Regions from separate parts of the Homo sapiens genome. Here region 1 is linked to region 2. A link is an interaction called in ENCODE POLR2A ChIA-PET data of the cell type or tissue named here. Cell type or tissue: MCF 10A. All regions are shown on one strand.

Region 1 (5,000 bases), 82 kb before region 2:
AGAGGCTGCAGTGAGCCAAGATTGCGTCACTGCACTCCATCCTGGCGACACAGCGAGACTCCGTCTCAAAAAAAAAAAAAAAGAAATGGTCTTGATGAACTATGGCTAATATTGTATTTAGAAATTTTGCATTTCTGGGCATAAGTGAGACTGTTCTTTTTTGGCAGCATTCCTTCCCTCCCCCCCCCCCCCGTGCTTGAATCAGGATTGGCAGCATTTATCAGAGATAAAATATGTGTGCTTCACAGAATGCATTGACTAGCTTTGCATTCTTCATCATGGAAAAGAGAGTTCCTTTTTATTATAATGATGTGTTGTTCTTCATAAATGAAACTCAGCTGTGAAATTATATGCTATGCTGCCTCTGTCAAGAACCAATCTTCCATCATTTTTTCAAACCTTTCATGGGGATTGGGCAATTAACATTTTTACTTCTTGGGTCAATTTTACTCATTGACATTTTGCTATAACAACATCCATTTTCTCTTGAAATAACTTTGACAGTATAGCATTACATGTATATTCTCAAGAAAATCTGCAAAAGATTCCATTAATGTCTCCTGTATTTGGGGTCTATGGTGTTTACTCATTCCCAATCTTGTACATTTTTATTCCATATCTTTTTCTTCTACAAGATGTTTATCTAGATCATTGGTATTTGCAAAGAACCAGATTTGGGATTTATTTATCTTCTCCACTATTTTTGTTCTGATCTGTTTTCAATTCCATTAATATCCATATCCTACTTGCCTTTGGTTGTATTTTTTTATGTTTTTTGTTTTGTTTGTTTTTTTTTTTGGAGACGGAGTCTCGCTCTGCTGCCCAGGCTGGAGTGCAGTGGTACAATCTTGGCTCACTGCAACCTCCACCTCCCAGGTTCGTACGATTCTCTTGTCTCAGCCTCCCAAATAGCTGGGACTACAGGCGTGTGCCACCACGACTGGCTAATTTTTGTATTATTAGTAGAGATGGGATTTCACCATGTTGGCCAGGCTGATCTCAAACTCCTGACCTCAGGTGATCCACTCTCCTCAGCCTCCCAAAGTGCCGGAATTACAGGCATGAATCACTGCACCCAGCCTGGTTTTATTTTCTTAATCCCTAAAGATGAGTACTGAGCGCTTTGTTTACTGAAAGTATTTAAGCTATGTATTTTCCTCTAAAGTAAAAATTCTGCATTTGCCAATGAAATGTAGATGTTCTTCTCACTGCTTTTTAGGCAATACTATTTTGCCTCAGAGGAAAGAAATGGGATCAGAGGATTGAAAAGAAACTTCCAAGATAAATATTTTTTTCTAAAATCTCAAGCAAAAAATAAGATTAAAATAAATTCTCTCTGCTGATAGCTGAGATGAAAAAAAGAATAAAACATAAATACATTCTCTCTGCTCTGCTATTAATTTTGCATTATCTAAACAATTTAATAAGAATTGGCTGGGCAGGGCCAGGTGCGATGACTGTAATTCCAGAATTTTGGGAGGCCGAAGTAGGTGGATCACCTGAGTTCAGGAGTCTGAGACCAGCCTGGCCAACATGGCAAAACCCCTTCTTTACTAAAAATACAAAAATTAGCCGTGCATAGTGGTGGGTGCCTGTAATCCCAGCTACTCGGGAGGCTGAAGCAGGAGAATCACTTGAACCCAGGAGGCAGAGGTTGCAGTGAGCCGTGATCACGCCACTGCACACCAGCCTGGGCAACAGAGCAAGGCTCCATCTCCAAAAAAAGAAAGAAAGAAAGAATTGGCTGGGCAGCCACGCATGACAGCTCAGGTCTGTAATCCCAGCACTTTGGGAGGCCAAGGCGGGAAGATCATTTGAGCTGACGAGTTCAAGACCAGCCTGGGCAACATGGTGAAACCCCATCTCTCTACAGAAAATAGAAAAATCAGCCCAGCGTGGTGGTGCACACCTGTAGTTCCACTGAGGCAGGAGAATCCCTTGAGCCCAGGAGGCAAAGGTTGCAGTGAGCCAAGATTGCACCACTGCACTCCAGCCTGTGCAACACAGCAAGACCCTGACTTAAAAAAGAAAGAAAGAAAGAAAGAAAGAAAGAAAGAAAGAAAGAAAGAAAGAAAGAAAGAAAGAAAAAGGAAAAGAATTAGTGCATGTAAACAAAGGCTAACAATTTGTCCCAAGGATATTTAGTATCCCGTATAATACAATGCTATCAAAATAGAAAACCCTTAGTATTTTCTTTGCCTAGTTTTACTCAGTTTATTTACTAAGGTAATAAAATCATTCTTTTATTCCTTTATTTGACAAATGTTTATTGAGGGTAGGGCATTCAGATATAGTAGGGTAAGACAATGGGAGTTCTTAGCTACTTCAATTTCTTCTCAAATTGTACACCAAAAGAAAGAAGGCATGTATGCTTCCATTCTTGTCTGATAATTTAATCACAGGAGATGAGTATTAGACATTAGAAAAAAACAGAAAATGGTTGTATATGGAAATGCTATTGTCCAATCCACAGAAGTAGATTTTGCAAAACTAAGACTCCTGTAGAAGCTTGTGACTTACAAGTTGGAAATCACAAAGAGTGCACAAGATTTTATCTGTTTGTCCTTATCTTTGTAATCTTGTATCTGGCAGCTTTTTCCTCTATCTGCCACACTAACTGGACTACTGGAAGTTTTCTCACCAATAATGATGGCAGCAACACCAACTGAAAATTTTTCCAGATGAAAACGACTGCACTCACGCTCTATGATGTACAGCTCCGGTGGCTAAATTGCTCATCTGCATTAAAGTAAATGCAAAACTGCTTCTGGGCTGGGCATGGTGGCTCGCACCTGTAATCCCAGCACTTTAGGAGACTGAGGCGGGAGGACTGCTTGAACCCAGGAGTTCAAGACCAGCCTGGGCAACACGGCAATACCCTGTCTCTACCCCAAAAAAATACAAAAATTACCCAGGCCTGGTGGCATGCCCCTGCAGTCCCAGCTATTCAGGAGGCTGAGGTGGGAGGATCACCTGAGCCCAGGAGGCAGAAGTTGCATGCAGTGAGCTGTGATTGCACCACTGCACTCCCGCCTGAGTGACAGAGCTAGGCCTTGTCTCAAAAACAAAACAAAACTGCTTCTGAAGATATTACCTTTTTTTTTTTGAGACGGAGTCTTGCTCTGTCGCCCAGGCTTGAGTGCAGTGGCGCGATCTCAGCTCACTGCAAGCTCCACCTCCCGGGTTCACGCCATTCTCCTGCCTCAGCCTCCTGAGTAGCTGGGACTACAGGCACCCGCCATCACACCCAGCTAATTTTTTGTATTTCCAGTAGAGATGGGGTTTCACTGTGTTAGCCAGGATGGTCTCGATCTCTTGACCTCGTGATCCGCCCACCTCGGCCTCCCAAAGTGCTGGGATTACAGGCTTGAGCCACCGCGCCGCGCCCGAAGATATTACTTTTAAGGGGAGAATATTTTCGTAGTACAATCTCCAAATTCCAGGTTGAAATTCTGACCCCTTATCCTAATAGAAGATAATCAATCAGCTATTCAAATTTTAATATTAGGAAAAGTATAGGGAACCATGTTATTAGTACAATTTTTTTTTTTTTTGAGACAGAATTTCACTCTGTCGCCCAGGCTGGAGTGCAGTGGCGCAATCTCGGCTCACTTGCAACTTCTCCCTCCCAGGTTCAAGCAATTCTCATGCCTCAGTCACTTGAGTAGCTGGGATTACAAGCATGTGTCACCACATCCAGCTAAATTTTTGTATTTTTAGTAGAGACGGAGTTTCACCGTGTTACCCAGACTGGTCTCAAACTTCTGGCCTCAAGTGATCCACCCACCTCGGCCTCCCAAAGTGCTGGGATTACAGGAGTGAGCCACTGCGCCTGGCCTTAATATAATAATTACACATCAGGACATAGTTGGTAACCTAAGGAGCTTTTAATATTGAGAAACTGCCTGAATTCCATTGCCTAGTCTATTCCAAAAAGTAAAGCTCTTCATAAAAAGTCAGATTCACATTACAGAGAAAAAAAATTATGTCAGAAGGATTGGTAGCTATTTAATAGTTACATATAAGATTAATATGAATGCAGGAGGTCTTCACTAGCAGGTGTCAGAACTGCTCAATATTTTTAACAATAACCTGGATAAAGCTACAGAAGGCAGGCTAGTAAAATATAAACTTAAAATTATAAAAATAAGTTTTTAAAGAAAAATTAAACTATTTTTTAAAATAAGCTAAAATTGGCTGGGCGTGGTGGCTCACACCTGTAATCCCAGCACTTTGCGAGGCCGAGGCCGGTGGATCACCTGAGGTCAGGAGTTCATTACCAGCCTAGCCAACATGGTGAAACCCTGTCTCTACTAAAAACACAAAAAATTAGCAGGGCGTGGTGGTGTGCGTCTGTAGTCCTAGCTAGCTGGGAGGCTGAGGCATGGGAATTGCTGGAACCCGCGAAGAGGAGGTCGAAGTGAGCCAAGATCATGCCACTGCACTCCAGTCTGGGTGACAAGAGCAAAACTCCATCTCAAAAAATAAAAAATAAAAAAAATTAGCTAAAATTAACAGGACGAAATTTAATAATGATGGATGTGATATTCGACATTGGGATTCAAAGAATCAACCATATAAACTGAGACCAAAAAAGGGGGTCAGGTATTTGGATTCTAGACCCTTGAAGAAGTAGCAATTCCTACTCAATTAATCAACAGAACACTAGGTTTCAAGGTTTCAGAATAAAAAGAGTAACCAGTCTTGCTGGGTATGGTGGCTCACACCTGTAATCCCAGCACTCTGGGAGGCAGGGGCATGAGGATCGCTTGAGGCCAAGAGTTCAAGACCAGCCTAGGCAACAGAGTGATACCCACCCCCCATCTTTACAAAAAAAAAATAATAATTTTTTAATTGAATAGAGTGGTGAAAAGGGGAAAAAATAATAGCCAATCTTAATGTTCGCATAAAATAAGTAGATTATATCTGGAATACAGTATTTTATTTAAGAAGAATACTAAAAGCTACAGAATAAGAGTGCCTCTCATAGAAAACCTTAA
Region 2 (5,000 bases):
TGAAAAACTCTCTTGGGATTTTGATTATTATATTGTATTTATAGGTCAGCTGTAGGCAAATTTACATTTTCATAATAGTAACCTTTATATCTGTGAACATGGTATGGTTCTTTACTTAGGTCTTCATTTATATCTTTCATAATGTTTTATAATCTTCTTCATAAATGTCTTATATGTCTTTTTTCCTAAGTCCCTTACAGTTTCATTGTCATTATAAGTGGTTATCTTTTTAAGTTTACATTTTCTAATTTGTCATTGCTGGGATCTTAAATGTAGGTTTTTGCATTTGAATATTAACAACTCTTGTGAACTCTTATTAGTTGTAATACCAGTAATTTGACATAGGTTCTTTTGGAGTTTTTATTTAGACCACATATTATCTGGGAATGATAACATGTTTATTTTTATTTCATCTTTTCACCACATATTCTTTCATCCCTCTTCCGCACCCCCCTCCCCGCAACCCTGCCCTATCTCACCGCTTTGGGTAGAGTGTTATAATCTTTTTATGTCTGAAGAGAGCTGTGTCAGAAAGAGGACCATAAGTCAGCTGGCCCACTATACAGAATCAAAGACTATATTTCCCTGTGGCTATAGCCTCTCATTAAGGTAAAGGAGCATTAATGGCAGAGATACACATGGAGACTTTAAAGCAGATATAGGTTAAAAATCAGTTTTTAAGTATTTATTTATTTGCTGTGTACCTGACACAGCAAACAAATACTTAAACACAACTCTGAAGCATGTGATGAAATTCAGATGAAATAAGGGCTAATGTGCCTATTTTCAGGTTGCTTGTAGTCTGGTGGGGTAACTAACACTTACACTTATGGAGCAGTTAAAAAGCAATATAAGTTAGTATATTCTTCAATACCGAGCAATTAGACTCAGAGCCTAACCTCCATCCACAAAGTCGAAGATCCTTCTTTAACTTTTCCTCTCCACTTCCATTTCTTCCCATACCTCACAATTGATGTGCCCTCAGCCTGTTTAAGAGCCTAAGATAAGAACTTGAAAGTAAACAGATCTTGTTTGGGACATATGGGTTAATTCTTTAGTTATCTGCAGCTGTTTTTTGCTGCAGTATCTGAATATCTATGAAATTTATTTGGGAACTCAAGTTTCACGTAAGAAGATATGTACAGTGTATTTCTGCATGATAGTGTTACTTTCCTTAATAAACAAGTAATTTTGTAAGCTTTGAAAAGTGGCTATAAATGGGTAGCAAATGCAAAAATGTTTGTTTTATTATTTTGAGTCCAGAAACATGTCTATGCTATGTAGGTAATTTTTATACATTTCAAATATCACACAATAAAAATATATATTTATATATTTTATAATAAACAGAAATTTTATTATCTGAATTATTTTGGTAAAAATTAGGCTTCAGTTGGCCACAACAACTGAGAGATACTCTACCAATCTCTCATGAGGAAATTCTCATCTTCCACCAAAATGTGGGATCCTACCAATCTCTAAAACCAGGAATAACTTATACTTTAGGAGACTTCTGTTACTGTCATATCATGACGAATGTTTGTGATTACATGCTTTGGAAGTTTATTTTTGTAACAGTAGATTCAGGAATTAACATTATTCTTTACGCACTTTGGTTAGACTATTTGGGCAGGAATAAATTGCTGGATTTAATGCCAGTTTAGAAATAAACTGGGTGTGAGGTGGGAGGATCGCTTAAGCCCAGGAAGTTTAGGCTGCAAGACCTTGTCTCAAAACAAAACAACACCAAAAAAGTAAACCCGATTAACAACAGATGTATCTTGTCCACAGTTTCTTGGGGACATTATATAGTTGGTATGGTTTAAATGAATAAAGTTCCAACTTATTAATCTCTAATTTCATTTCCTTCTAAAATTAATTGGGCTTCATATTTTGTGTAGTTACACTTCCTGTGAAGAGTAGTATATATGTACAGTAGTAGTATTAGCAGGCAACACTGAAGCCTGTGTGATAAATGTTATTTTTGTGGCTGAAACAGAGGACTTTGAGATTCTTTTATATTGATGTGTAGGAACAGATTTAGATCTTAAACCAGGAATTTTTGTGGCTTTATTGAAAGCATTGCTTCACATATTTCAGATAAGTGTTTAGGCATCTTCCTAATCTATGTTTTTACAGAATGAGCTCACAGAATCTTGGGTCTGTAATATTTATTTAGCAAACATTTAATTTCCTAGTATATGTCAAACATGGTATAAGACACTGGAGAAATAAAGATGAAGATTTCATCTCTGCCTTTAGGCAATGCAGAGTCTAGTTTTGGAAACAGGCATTAAAAAATACACAGACAGTGGAGTAAGTACATAATAACATGTTTATAAAGTGCTATGGGAACACTAAGGAAAAGCATGTGATTATTCATGGAGCGGGGCTCATGGGAACGTTTCACAGGAGGAGTGACACTTAAAGAAAGATGGTCTGCTAGGGAGACAGTTGAGAAAAGAGCATTCCTAGCAGAGGGAAGAACATGGATCAAGGTGCAGAGTGGAGCCTGTTTAGGGAACTACAAGTTCTTTGATATGTTTTGGAAACACAATATAGGTGGGGAGTGGTAGGAGATGAACCTAGAAAGCTGGGCAGGACATAAATTATGAAGGTCCTTGCTTTGTACCTTTAGACAAAAGGGAGCCGTTGAGGATTATAAGAAGTCATAATCAAATTTATGAGTTTGAAGAAGTCTGGAAGTGTGGCTGGCACAGTTTAAATATTTTATCCATTTTTGTTGCTGCTCCTTTATAAGATTTTATTGAGTCAGTGAGACATCCTTTAAGGGAAAATTAGAGATTTTGCCAGCTTAGTACTGACTGCACAAATTCTCTGGCAGAGCATAGGAAAAGCTGTCAAGTAGAACCTCTTGACCACTAGAGAGATGTTATTCTTCTTTTTTGGTAAGCAGCCAGATAGAACATTTAGAAATACTGAATGAACTTGGCAACAAGAGGAAATACCTCAGCCTAACATCTTACATCAAATGTCAGCCCCAAGTTGAAGCTCTGAGACCTTGTCCTCTCCCATTCCTGCAGAATCATTGTGGTTGGAGGATAAACTCCCTGAGGGTTTATTTTTAGGGAATGATATGAATTGCCAGCTTAAGTTGTATACTCAGACATCTAAATATACAGAGTACACATTGTACAACATATGAGAAATTTGGCTTAGTAATTTCCTCCCATGTGTAAGGCTCATAATCTTATTTTTAAAGGGTTTAGTAATAACACAAAATGAAATCTAACTGGTATTATACAAGTTAAAGTAGGTTCAGAGAAGAAAGCAATATAATGAAAATTGTTGGGGTCCCAGAAACATGAGAAATTTCTGGTGCTTGCCTTTGCCTGTTTTGTGTTGAAGTTATGTCTTAACAGCTTGGATTTCTATGTCCAGGACCATCACTGCCCATATAAGGCCTTTATGTGATTTAGACAAAGGGCCATCCATGTAAGCCCCTTGGGAGGGGACCTTTGTGCCAAGAAGAAGGTCCACTTTCCTTCAGGAAGATGCAGGTCTAGTATTTGGGCTGGATTTCTGCCCCGACTTATTCCTGTGGCAGGGGACCTTTGTGTAACATACAGAATGACCAGTTGTACCTCGTGGCCCTGCTCAAGTCTCTGTAACTGCAGACCTAATCTTAATGACTTCTTGCTCCAGTTTGGGTTAATCTAGTCACTTCTTTCTTCTTTAAACAAAAGGGGGGAGGGTGTAGAAAATGCTGTTACTCTTCTAAAGTGTTTGAATGGTTCCCATTCCCTTTCCTTGTGTTACTCACTTTGCATTGGCAGCTGTACTTCCCAGTTAGGAATCACAGTTGTTGTGTTGGTCAATCATAGTATATAAAAATTTTGATAAATAGGGAATGCCAGAGACAACTATTGTGGAAATCTTCTTTTGGGTAATATCAGGCTGTTTTGTACATACATTATTTCACATGGGTGAAACTTTATACGTCATCACAAATCAAGAACTTTGACAAGTTCTCCTTTTTTCTTTTTTTTTATTATTCCCACCACCTCATCATATATAACTTTTTTTTTCTTTTTTAGAGGAACAGGGTCTCACTCTGTTGTCCAGGCTGGAGCGCAGTGGCGTGATCCTAACTCACTGCAGCCTCAAACTCCTAGGCTCAAGTGATCCTCCTGCCTCAGTCTCCTGAATAGCTGGACTACATTGTGCACACAACCATGCCTGGCTAATGTTTTTATTTTATATAGAGATGGGATTTCGGTATGTTGCTTGGGCTGGTCTTGAACTCTTGGGGTCAAGTGGTCCTCCCGCCTCAGCCTCCCAAAGCACCAGAATTGCAGGCATGAGCCACTGCACCTGCCCCAAGTTCTCTTTTCTTTTGTTTCAGTGGATTTTATTGTTTCTCTTTTCAATATTGAGGCACATTGAGGTTAAAAATCAAGAAAATATTATAACTGTCTTAGTTTTTCACTTTCTGAAATTTTGTTGTTTCTGATTTTTATATTCAACTTTGTTCTTTCTCTCAAATTATACTGTAGTATTTTAAAACAAATCAGAAAGTAAAAATTATCCACAGTATGTATGGGCAGATAGTCATACAGAATAAACAAAGAGCAGCAGTGGTTTCCTAGACTTGATTATTTAAACAAATTATAACAGACTCTGTTTGGAAAATAGCTCATCTTGTCGACAGCAGAAGCTTTTCCATTGTTAATAAAAGCATAGAAAGGACAAGGTTCCAAGTCATATTTTAACTGCTGAATATCACCTGGAGAAAAGCTGTTGACATAGAAGTCAGATGACGTTGAGACAATTGGCAGGCTTCCTCTTGTTGCTCCTGTTATAAAATCTGCAGTGGACAGCCTGGATTTTAAAAGAAGAGTGGCATCTTTGGAATCTCTACTAGAATCTGCTGAGGTTAAAATAGACCCAGTGTTTTCTAAGTGACAGAAAATAGAATGTGCCTAGGGATGGCAAAAGTGAAATGTAGAAAACCCACTTGGATTGGTCTAAGGAAGTAG

Evidence for each region. Peaks named below come from ENCODE experiments on the same cell type or tissue, not always from the same donor. Only the 100,000 strongest peaks of a DNase experiment are listed, where the experiment ranks them.
Region 1: POLR2A ChIA-PET joins it to region 2 with 6 read pairs; 8 of 35 experiments call an interaction of 5 or more read pairs at or near these places.

What each region holds. Positions count from the first base shown.
Region 1 is chr1:77,748,601-77,753,600 of GRCh38, forward strand. All of the region lies in intron 1 of USP33 (ubiquitin specific peptidase 33), which reads right to left. Among named protein-coding and RNA genes, the nearest start is that of USP33, 8.8 kb to the right of the region's middle. In MCF 10A, no CTCF peak of the experiment used is centred here; no DNase peak of the experiment used is centred here.
Region 2 is chr1:77,830,135-77,835,134 of GRCh38, forward strand. The region is part of intron 7 of MIGA1 (mitoguardin 1); the gene reads left to right. Among named protein-coding and RNA genes, the nearest start is that of MIGA1, 53 kb to the left of the region's middle. In MCF 10A, no CTCF peak of the experiment used is centred here; DNase peaks (open chromatin) are centred at 2,997 and 4,797.